Linked DNA regions of Homo sapiens: region 2 is linked to region 1. A link is an interaction called in ENCODE POLR2A ChIA-PET data of the cell type or tissue named here. Cell type or tissue: PC-3. All regions are shown on one strand. Links, peaks and the distances in the headings refer to the core of each region. The heading gives the core; the rest is flanking DNA.

What was found. Peaks named below come from ENCODE experiments on the same cell type or tissue, not always from the same donor. Only the 100,000 strongest peaks of a DNase experiment are listed, where the experiment ranks them.
Region 2: POLR2A ChIA-PET joins it to region 1 with 6 read pairs; 4 of 35 experiments call an interaction of 5 or more read pairs at or near these places.

What each region holds. Positions count from the first base shown.
Region 1 is chr2:46,184,707-46,190,086 of GRCh38, reverse strand. It overlaps PRKCE (protein kinase C epsilon), which reads right to left. Exons shown (of 15, transcript NM_005400.3): 15 at 2,097-5,352. The coding sequence ends at 5,206. Among named protein-coding and RNA genes, the nearest start is that of EPAS1, 110 kb to the left of the region's middle. In PC-3, for the core only: no CTCF peak of the experiment used is centred there; no DNase peak of the experiment used is centred there; H3K4me3 peaks cover 834 bases; H3K27ac peaks cover 873 bases.
Region 2 is chr2:46,127,918-46,133,297 of GRCh38, reverse strand. The region is part of intron 11 of PRKCE (protein kinase C epsilon); the gene reads right to left. Among named protein-coding and RNA genes, the nearest start is that of EPAS1, 170 kb to the left of the region's middle. In PC-3, for the core only: no CTCF peak of the experiment used is centred there; no DNase peak of the experiment used is centred there.

The DNA.
Region 1 (5,380 bases), core at 305-5,304:
ATTTGTTAAAATAGTATATAGTATTTAATTTTTATTTTAAGTTCCAGGGTACATGTACAGGATGTGCAAGTTTGTTACATAGGTAAAAGTGTTAGTATTACTTTTAAAAATGTCAAAAACCACAATTAATTTTGCACCAACCTAACATATCCATCACTTCACATTCTTTCTCCTCCTCCTCCTCATTACTATTATTTTGAGACAGGATCTTGTTCTCTTGCCCAGGCTGGAGTGCAGTGGCACAATTATGGCTCACTACAGCCTCGACCTTCTGGGCTTAAGCAATCCTCCTGCCATGGCCTCCTGTGTAGCTGGACCACAGGCGTGCACCACCATGCCTGGCTATTTTTTTTTTTCTTTTTCTTTTCTTTTTTTTTTGGTAGAGATGAGGTCTCACTTTATTGACCAGGCTGGTCTTGAATTCCTGGGCTCAAGTGATCCTCTCACCTTGGCCTCCCAAAGTGCTGGAATTACAGGTGTGAGCCACTGTGCCTGGCCCTGGCCCATTCTTTTTTGTGGTGAGAACGCATAATATCTTCTCTCTTGGCAACTTTCAATTATACATTATTATTAACCATAGTCACCATGTTCTACAATCGAGCTTCGGAATGTATTTGTCCTAATTGAAACTTTGTAGTTTGACCAACATCTCCCCATTTCCACCCCCACCCCAGACCCTGGCAACCGCCATTATACTCTCTGCCTCTATGAGTTTGATGATTCTCCTAATTTTAAGTTCGTGATAAGACAGACAAGCTGGTAGGACGGTTGCTTCTCCTTGGGTGGTCACTTACCTAGAAACAACTCTTGAATCAGAGAGAAAACTATGTGCTAAACACATCCTTCTTGGGGTGGGTCTGGAAATTCATGCTTCGATCTCCAGGTGGGCAGGAGATGTTGCTGAGAGAGGAAAAACTGTGAGAGAAGAGGCCTTGCAGGCAGATACGCCAGTCACTGGAGGGCTTATGAGGAAGTCGAGAGGGTGACAAGGTAGTCCATCCCCTTACCTTAGGATAAGAAATAGTAGAACTGCAATCATTGCTGTAACTTTTTTTTCTTTTTTTTTGAGACGGAGTTTTGCTCTTGTTGCCCAGGCTGGAGTGCAATGGTGCGATGTCGGCTCAACGCAACCTCCGCCTCCCGAGTTCAAGCAAGTCTCTTGCCTCAGCCTCCCGAGTAGCTGGGATTATAGGCATGTGCCACCCTGCCCAGCTAATTTTGTATTTTTATAGAGGTGGGGTTTCTCCGTGTTGGTCAGGCTGGTCTCGAACTTCCAACCTCGGGTGATCCACCCACCTCGGCCTCCCAAAGTGCTGGGATTACAGGCGTGAGCCACAGTGCCCGGCCCCATTTCTGTAACTTTTAAGGAACAGGAAGTTTTGGCCAATGGAAATTTCTGGTGTACTCAAGAGGGTGCTTTTGAGTTTCAAACATTCTTGAAAAGTTTGTGCTGGAGAAAGAGGAGGAGTCTTGCAGTACCAGGGCAACATGCTTGGAATGGCAGAAAAGGAGTCCCAGAGTGAAGGAGGAACCTGGAGAGCCCGGGAGTCGGCAGGATGGGCACAGACATGGGCTGCATGGGGGAGGCGGGCAAGAGCTAAGCATGGAGCCCCGCTGGCCAGTCTGTGCTCCAGGCCAGCCTGCAAGGAACTCTCACCCTAGGAGGAGTCCCTGGAACCCCAAGGCCTATAGTTCCAAGCATCAGGCTCAAAACTGAGTCATGAGGAGGCTCAAGTGGGCATTGTTTGCAAGGTGGTCCAGCATTTGCTTCTCTGGAAAGACAAAAATGCAGGTGCCGCCTGCTTTCTTTCCTATCACCCAGCACCTCAAGGCAGACAGGCCAAGGCAGCTGAGAGCCATGTCCAGTTGGCACGGGTCCCCCTTATTCCTTCTGACAGCCCAGAAGCACAGAGGCAGGGGGAATGTGCAAATATGGTCATTTGCAGCTTTTGTGCATCTTCCAAGGAGAAAGGAAAGCTGAAACCACGTTTAGGTTTGGAAATTTTTGAATCTCTAACATATAAATGGCAAAAAGCTTCATTAGTGCCACTTTGCCACTCACAACGGAGATGAAAAATTCTTATTGGCACTGAAAATAAGACTTAACGTCATTGTATTTATTAGGTTCTGAAACAATACACATTCACATCCTTTTGAATACAGTACATTTGGCACAATAACGTTTACAATGAAATAACACTAATGAATGGCAAGAGATTAAAATTACATCCAGAAAGGAAAAAAATGTACAAATAAAGCATCACAATACAAAAAAAAAAAATCCTAAAATTGAATACATTTTACAGTTAGCCAGAATTATTTTGCACATAATTTAAAAAGAGGTAATTTTTTAGCCTTCTTTTTTTTTTTTAAAGCAAGAATGCATTGTTTTTTCACCTTTGGAGGAAAAAAAATTATGTTTCTACTTCACAAAGTCCATAATGAGAGAACACAGAAGAACAGCTATCCTTCATATATTTTTTGGCTTTGTTTTTTTTGCACTCCCATTTTTTTTTTCTTTGAGAGAGAGAGAGAAAGAGAAAGGGGGTGGGGCTGGAAAGATCAGAAAAAACTGGCAGAAGTGTTAACAGTGTGTCTATTTTCAAACTCTCGTAAAAATGAAAATGAAACAATGATTACTCAACGAACACGCAAGCCTTTTTCTATAGACCTTTGCTGGATTTAAATCAGCCTATGTGAGAACTTCACCAGCCAGAGGCATCCCAGCCAGCCCAGCTTTGGGTGCTGAAAAGGGCCCTTTCTGGGACAGACTGACTGGCTGCCTTCAGCTGCCAGGTGGAATGTATTATTTGACTTCCCAGCAAACTTGCCAGTTGTCCTGTAGGAAAGGCCCAGTTCCCACTGCCGTGCAAACACTAGGCCCTCGGACAAGGCCATCTGGCATTGCGGTTAGAGCTTGCTTGGTTGTCCAAAGTTTATTATGGTGAAGAAAGCAGAAGAAAGAACAGTAGTTACACATGAATATGATGGGCAGTATTATCATGTCTTCCTAAAAAATGAGATGATGCCACCGTAAAGATGTTTCTGTGCTTGTACTCAACTCCAGAAGATAGTCTCTCTCCAGAATGTCAAGTTACCGAAGATAAATTAAATTAATCTCATGTTCTTCATCATTCACTGGTATGCCAAACACATGAATTGATATATCATAATATTTAATATTTGCAATTATCTTAAGAACAGATAATAATTACACCTGAGTTTTTAAAAAATAAAAACAAAAGAGAACTGAATGTCATCATTAGTAACAAAGGCTATGACCAGCCAGATGCAAATATGGACACAGACTCTCTAATGGGCTCAAGATAGTTACTGTCCGAGCTTTGAAACCACCATCAAAAACATTCCTTTCTCTCCCCCATCTCTATCAGGGTATAATAGAGCACAGAAGAACTGTATGTGAGATTTAATATAGCTTAATATATGTTTACATCTTTTAAAATAAACCAAAATGAAATAAACAATACAAAGAATCCCCAACACACCCCCCCATCCCCCATAAAGGAACACACCTATCTCTCGGTAACTTGAACCAATAGACTTACAGAGTATTGCACCTGGACATTATTATAATTATTCTTTCATAGACTAAAGTTTTATAATATGCCTGAACATGCAGCAGTTGATACCTCTATATGCAACGAATTAATTCCACAGGCCTTGCAGCAAACACTATATACAAAAATCTCAAATGTACAAAAGGCAAAAGCTTCATTAGTGCCACTTTGCCACTCACAAGTATATATATTTAGGGGCAGCTGGGAAATCCACGTGCAATAGTTGGAATGGATTCCATTCCCTGCTAAATCAGTTCAGTAAATTAGGTAATCAAATGACCTCTGGGAAACATATACACAAAGCCACAGAGAACCCTTGGAAATGAAAGAATAACACTGTTAGCATATCTACAGGAGGTAATGTCACATCCCTTCAATAGTGTCCACATGAGTTGCCATTGCATGTCACACAGAAACAAAACTGAGTACATCTTGCGACATTGTCAGTTTTCTAACAAGTTGCTCTTCAGTTTCCAGATACCCTTTGTATAACCCATGTTTAGCCTCATTCTGCTTATTCCAAAAGCAGATATTTCGTATATAACTTTACATGTTTAATGTTTAAAAACCACAACACAGTAGTACTACCATTTTGTATAAGTGCGCAAAAATAACACACTGCTGCAGAAAATAAATAGTGTTTATGCTAGGAACTTAGGATGAAACTGGAAAGAGAATCTGGGAGCTGAGCTTTGTTGGAACCCCAGGGTCCTCGCCTTTGTGTCCAGGTAGAACTTGAATGATGAAGAATGCTACTTGTTGCCTTTTCTCTCAATTCATACAGCTCTCATGTGTCACTCGGGCATTGACAGCATCCACCTTGGACGACCGGTTTCTCATTTTTTATTAGCCCTTTAATATCTACCTGTATTCAGACTGGAACTCATCTCTTTTGGCCAATTAGAAAGTGAATTTGAAAATATATTTTTCAAATGTTAACAGAGTTCAAAACCCTGTTTCTTTTTCCACAAAGAGGATTTCTTCCACAAGACACAAACTTACATGACTTTGGCATGCTGAAAAGCTAAAACCAAAGCAGGCAAGAGTTAGCCATTCCAGAGCAAACCAACCCAGCTGGCCAATCCCTGCATCTCTGGTCTCCCTCCCTCAGAGGGCATGCCTCAAGGGCGCCCTCCCTCGTGTGTGCGGAGAAGCACCAGTCTCTTCTCCAGGACAGAAGGGCAGGGATGGCAAGCTGCGGTGCAGGAGGGAAAAGAAGCAAGAGGGATCAGGATCTGTGTCCGATAGCAGAGCCGGAGTCTTCTTGTTTGCTTTCTTTCTTTTTTCTGTTCTTTGCAGTAAAAGAACTGAAGTTGCTTCACTGCCAGGAGCCCCTGAGGAGTGGAACCAGGCTTGCCAATGGTCCAAACACGGCAGTGTATACAGCTAATTGCTGACCCAATGAGTCTGCATTACTGGTGAGACAAGAACCGAGAGCGCCTTCTGGTCACCAGGTGGGAGGGGGAGGAGGTGGCCTGGGGCAAGGGAATGCAATAAATAGACAGTGGACATGGGACTGGGGCTCCGAGGAGGAGAAGTAGTTCAAGACCTGCTGAGTGTCTCCAACACAGGAGTCTTCTCTGCACCCCTTCTTGCAGCATCGGCAAAGTCCAACTGCAGTGGGCTCTCAGGGCATCAGGTCTTCACCAAAGTAGGAGAAACCTTTGAATTCCTCCTGGTTGATCTGCTTTACAATTGCTTCGTCCACAAGGGTGAGTACCGGCTCTTCCCGGGTAAAGTCTTGGTCAAAATTATTGACGTCTCTTTTGGTTTTCTGTGGGAAGAAAAGAGAAAGTGGTGAG
Region 2 (5,380 bases), core at 260-5,259, 57 kb after region 1:
GGCCCAGTGATTTGTAGCTCCAAGTCCAGCCAGCACTCTGTCATCACAGAAAGGGCCACTCCAGCTAAAGGACCAAGAGTAACCTTTCTGGGGGCGTTCTTGGAGCCTGGCGGAAGTGGACCGTAGAACCCAATACCGGGTCCAGAATTCCCGGACAGGAAGGCCAGAAAACCGCACTTCAAGCTCCTTTGTCAGGACCAGAAGCTGCCAAAACTAGTAGGCGTATGTCTTCCATGTCCAGCCACATAAGGAGCCACGTGCTAGGAGATTGGTTAGCCCCTTTTAGGTCACCCCAGCCCAGATAAAGAGCTGAGGAAACACAAATGTAACTCCACACAATTTGACGGGGATGTAGGGAAGGCACGTCTTCCTGCAAAGTGGGGGTCACCCAAGTTACTTGGAGGATATCAGAGGCCTCATTCAAGGTTAGGAGGCTGAAAATGGACTGACCTCTGAAGGGACAGAAAACAGATTTTATTATTCTTAAAAAAGAAGTCTTACATTTGTATTTGTTTAATTTGGCCATGGAAGGTATTTGCTTTAAGACCATGCGGTGCTTTCCAACGGCTAAGAAATGTGTTTGTGCGCGCACGTGTGCATATATGCATATATGCCAATAAGAAGGGGTACAGGGCTGTGCTTATGCCCTGTTATGGGCCTAGACCTGTGGTTTGATGGACAACGAGGCTGCACAGGCTCAGGCGAATGAGGCCGGTTAAGAAGAGTCCTCCTCTTCATCAGGGAGGACATAATCTGGTAGAGTTTACAAAATCAAAGGTGATTAGAGATAAAGACAGCCTCCATTTCTCCATGTGATGGACATCTACTGAGCACTTATGACATACCAGGAAGGCCCAGGCTTTGGAGGGAGGCAGGAGGATAGCAGCAGTTCAGCTCGTGCATGCTGAACATTATTGGTCCCTTGGAAGCACCTCACTGGACATGCTGACTAGGTGTGATATGTGAAGGTTTGGGCTGGAGGAAAAGAATGAATGTGGGTGAGATTTTTTGAGAAAAGGATCACATACAGTGTGACAAGAGAAGAAGGCTGGAAATGATCTGTAAGCAAGCACAACGCTTGATGGTTGGGACTTGAGACAGAGCAACCACCGAGGACTTTGGTGTTTGGGAAACCCAAAAAGAGAATCTCAAACAAAGAGCGTGGTCAGTCAGTGAAGGGCTCTGAACTTGGGTGGTTCAGAGGTCTTTTTATCCAGCTGAGGCCCAGGCAGATAAAGTCACGTGCCCTTACTTATATTTGTTTATTTTTTCTTTTTATGCTTTGAGACTCTGATTTAGAAATAATAAATAATAATAATAAAAATAATAATTGGTTGTATCTTTTGAGAAAAGACTTTCCAGACTAATAGAGGCATTGTGTATCAGGGTCTGCCCAGTGAATAGCTTTAGTAAAGAAAGTAACTGTAAACCTCAAACCTGCCAATGGGAAAGAAGGAGAGTTCCAGAATTCCACTTGGGGAAAAAAAGAAAGCAAGCAATAACTCTTGGAGTGACACTGGGAGACATGCCCTTTTTCAAGGCAGTAGAGTCTGCATGTGGGAAGAACCCTATTCAGAGAAAACCCACCAGAGTTCCATGTTCTCCACATGCCTTCCAGTCTTCCAACCAAGAAGGATCCAGCAGCTTCTCCTTTGCCAATCCTAGGCTGTCCCTGAGGAGCAGGTTAGTTGGGGCAATGGTGACCCAGCCCAAATCAGCTCAGTGTTCCTGGGCCCTCTCTTTCCTCCCCACTCCACCAGGCCCATCAGAAGGGGTGCCCATACTCTGGACATTTCTTTACTTCCTCCTTTTTAAAAATCACCCTTCCCTAAACTGTGATCCCTTCTGAACTACTTGCAAATCTGCTCAGTGTCATTGAGCTAAGGTGGACCCTTATGGCTTGATATGTAACTTCCCCCAGGGAACTTGCAGAGATGTATCAGAAGATCCAGGAGAGTCAGCAGAGGTGATAAGGCATGGGGCACAGCTTCAAGACCACTTCTCAAATCCTGGCAGGAAGAGTCTAGAGTTCCCTCTCCAGGGCCCTCCTGAAGGCCACAGCCTCACCCCTGCCTCTGACTCCATCCCCAGCCAACTGCTTCCTTTTACCTTCTTTAACCCAAAGACTCTACTTGGAGCAAGATTTGGATTTTCCTGAGGCCATTCAGCTAAAATTCAGAGTGCTGTTCAATCCCTGACTTTGCTGGTGGTCACCAGCCGGATTTATCCTCACACTAGAGCAGGTTGTTTGGCCATAGATGTGGATGAAATATTAGTAAGTTACATTCAAGGAAGACAGGTGCTCAAAAAGGATAACCTATCTCTGCTTTGGGAAAAAGTGACCCCCAGTTTTTAAGCAAAAGTCTCTCAATTATGATTCAGGTCATGGAAGTATCCTGATGGCACAAGGGTGCGCACACGAAGTACAGCAGACCCACATTTGGCATTTGCAGTTTTACTCTTCTCAAGCTACTCTAAGGGTCCAAAACAAGCAGCACTTTCTACCTGTGTACAGGACATATCTTAATGTGTTTTCTAATGAAGCTACGTGTGGGTAGGTTAGCTGGCCAGCAAATGAGCCAGACCAAGTGGAAACAGAGCAATGAGGTCTGCGGAAGGAATATTTCTCAGCCAGAAAGCAAGTGCTTTGAACAAACTGAAGAAAGGAATGTGGAATTTGTTGGTGGTTCAGATCTATGACAAATAAATCCTTTAAGCAGTCTATTCTGAAATAAAGAAATCATGACTTAAAAATTTATTTTAGCAAGTGCTATGACAAAAATTGAAACTTCAGTGAAAACTAAAAAGATAATTAACATGTGTTGTGAGACTGTACGCAGACAACATGTAACTCTCAACGTTTCTATATATCTATGTCATGTTATATTAATCATACTATATACTTATATATAACAAAGTATATATAATGTATAACAAAGTATGTATGATAAAGTATACAGTATGATTAATATATGTAATAGTATATTCATGTATGCATATTTATATTTTATGTGGTATAATATATACATATAGTGTAAATATGACATAAAATTAATAAAAGTTTAATTGTAACTTATTAGATTATACTTTGTGTTATTTGTCTCTTTCCAATTTTGTAATTATTTTTACCAACCCAATGGTTTATGCTAATAAAAATGAAAACAACCACAAAAACAATTATACCTGAAACCTTAAGAATACACAAGAACAAAATCTGTCATCTTATCAGGTTAAAAAAAACTCGCTATTTTCATGTGCTAATAGTCCCTAAGGGAGGTTAATTAAACAAATACTAATTTCCTAATCTGTTGATGACTGTCAAACAGCTTTTATTGCCAGAGATTAGCTGTTAAGATATACACCCACAACCATACCTGCTCTTTTTTGAAAACATAAGTGTTCTGATTTAATGGAAAATCACTGCAGGGCATAAGTATAAACTATAAAACAATTAAAATAATAAATCGGAATGGCAGCATTTCCCAGCGAGTCTTACAACATAACTCAGCAGCTTCCAATCTGCAAGGCTCTGCCCTGGGCCCTGTAGTTTGCTGGGGCAAGGAACAGGCACAGGCAGCTTCCTGTGGGCAGCCTTCAGCCAGCATGAACACGAGGCTGCCTGGAGTGCCCGATGGAAGAATGAGACAGTCAGCCCAGGGCTCAGGAGGTTCCAGGGCAGAGGCTGCCCACAGGCTCCTCATCAGCTTGCTCCTTTTCATAGAAAAAAACCCATACACTCATGTATTCAAATATTCATGGAGTGACTACCACGTGACATGCGCTGTTCTTGGCACTATGGAAACACGTTCCCTGTCCTCTTGGCATTTATATCCTAGTGTGGAAAGCGACAATCAACACATATAAAAAAAATAAAATAACGTTGAGGAGTAAAAGTGCTGTGAACGTACATGCTGAGATTAACTCTGGTCCATGCCCTTGTTTCTTTTCCACTCATCAACAGCTACGTACTGAGCACCTGCCATGGGCCCCCACCTTCCTTGGATGGGAGGTATCATTCTGAGACTTGGCTTCTGCCATCCACATGTGAAACAAGGAGAAAACCATGAAGACCCTGTGCTCACTGACGGTGCTGATGAGCCTTTACTAGTGCGCCTCATGTGGAGGAGCTCCTCGAATTCTCCCCCAAACTCTGAAATGGGTACTATCATCACTCCCATTTTAAAGATGACAAATCTGAGACCTAGAGAGGGTGCACGTCTTGCTCAGGGGCCCACAGCTAGTATAGGAGTGGGAAACTAAGATTTGAAACTCAGAGGCAAACTCTTAACCACCCAGTGTCTAGGCTAGGTGGTGGAGGAGGTCCTGAGAAGCCCTGAGCTCCTCCAAGAAGGACCCACATCTGCTATGGCATCCATATTTTCCTCAAGTTCAAAGCACCTGCTCCAGAGTCAAGTGCCCACGAGCAGGACCAGAAATACTGACTGCCTGGTCACTCTCTGGTGGTCTCTCCCCAGGATCACCAACATTTCCAGTGCAGAAGGTCTTTAGGTGTGTGGTTATCCAGCCCTGACTTCTCAGTGATGACACTTCATTGGCTTATCAACCTTATTTTTAATGGTCAACCACAGATCTATCTTTGGGGCCACTGGAAAACTGATTAAAAGATCGAAGACATAAAGATTAGGGAACGTTTACCAAAACAGGGAGCTCCTATGATGCTACTTAAGGAATAGCAAGACAGAGATGCCTGAGATTGAGCAGGAGAACGTGACGTCTCCCAGGCCTAAGTCTGAAGATTACTCTGATTTAGTATTAACACTATGTGAATACAATGTCTTAGTCTCACTTAGGTTCAGGTTCCTAACCCATAAAATGGGGATAACAGTACTCATTTCAAAGGCTTACTGTGATGCCTAAATGAGGTAATATGGAAAGGGTTTATACCAGTTCCTGGCACAGAGTGGGTGCTTAACAAATGTTAGCTCCAATTGCTCTTCATGAGCAGTTTCCAAACTTGACCATTTAAACCATGAGTTCATTACCCCTTTCTCACATACTAAAAAAATCACTGTCATGTAAACAGATTCGAATATCTACTCTTTTTTTTTTGTTGACTGATGACATTACAAGTGATGCTGGAAGGGAACAACACAATGGCAAATGACAATAACAAAAACTAGAGGGGGAACCAGGTAAGGAATAGAAAGAGGATATCATTGGAATAATTTGTCCAGGAATTGTAACCTGGTGTCTGTACCTGCTTGCTTTCATTTTATCTTTACTGCCCACTGTAGCAGACTCTGTCTGCCACAAAGGGCGTACCTCAGTGTGTGAACATGGAACACCAAGGCTTGGCCTTCCTGATACTCCTGTGACTTTTGAGGCAGTGGCATGAAGGCAAACTGGCTGTGAGCTGACC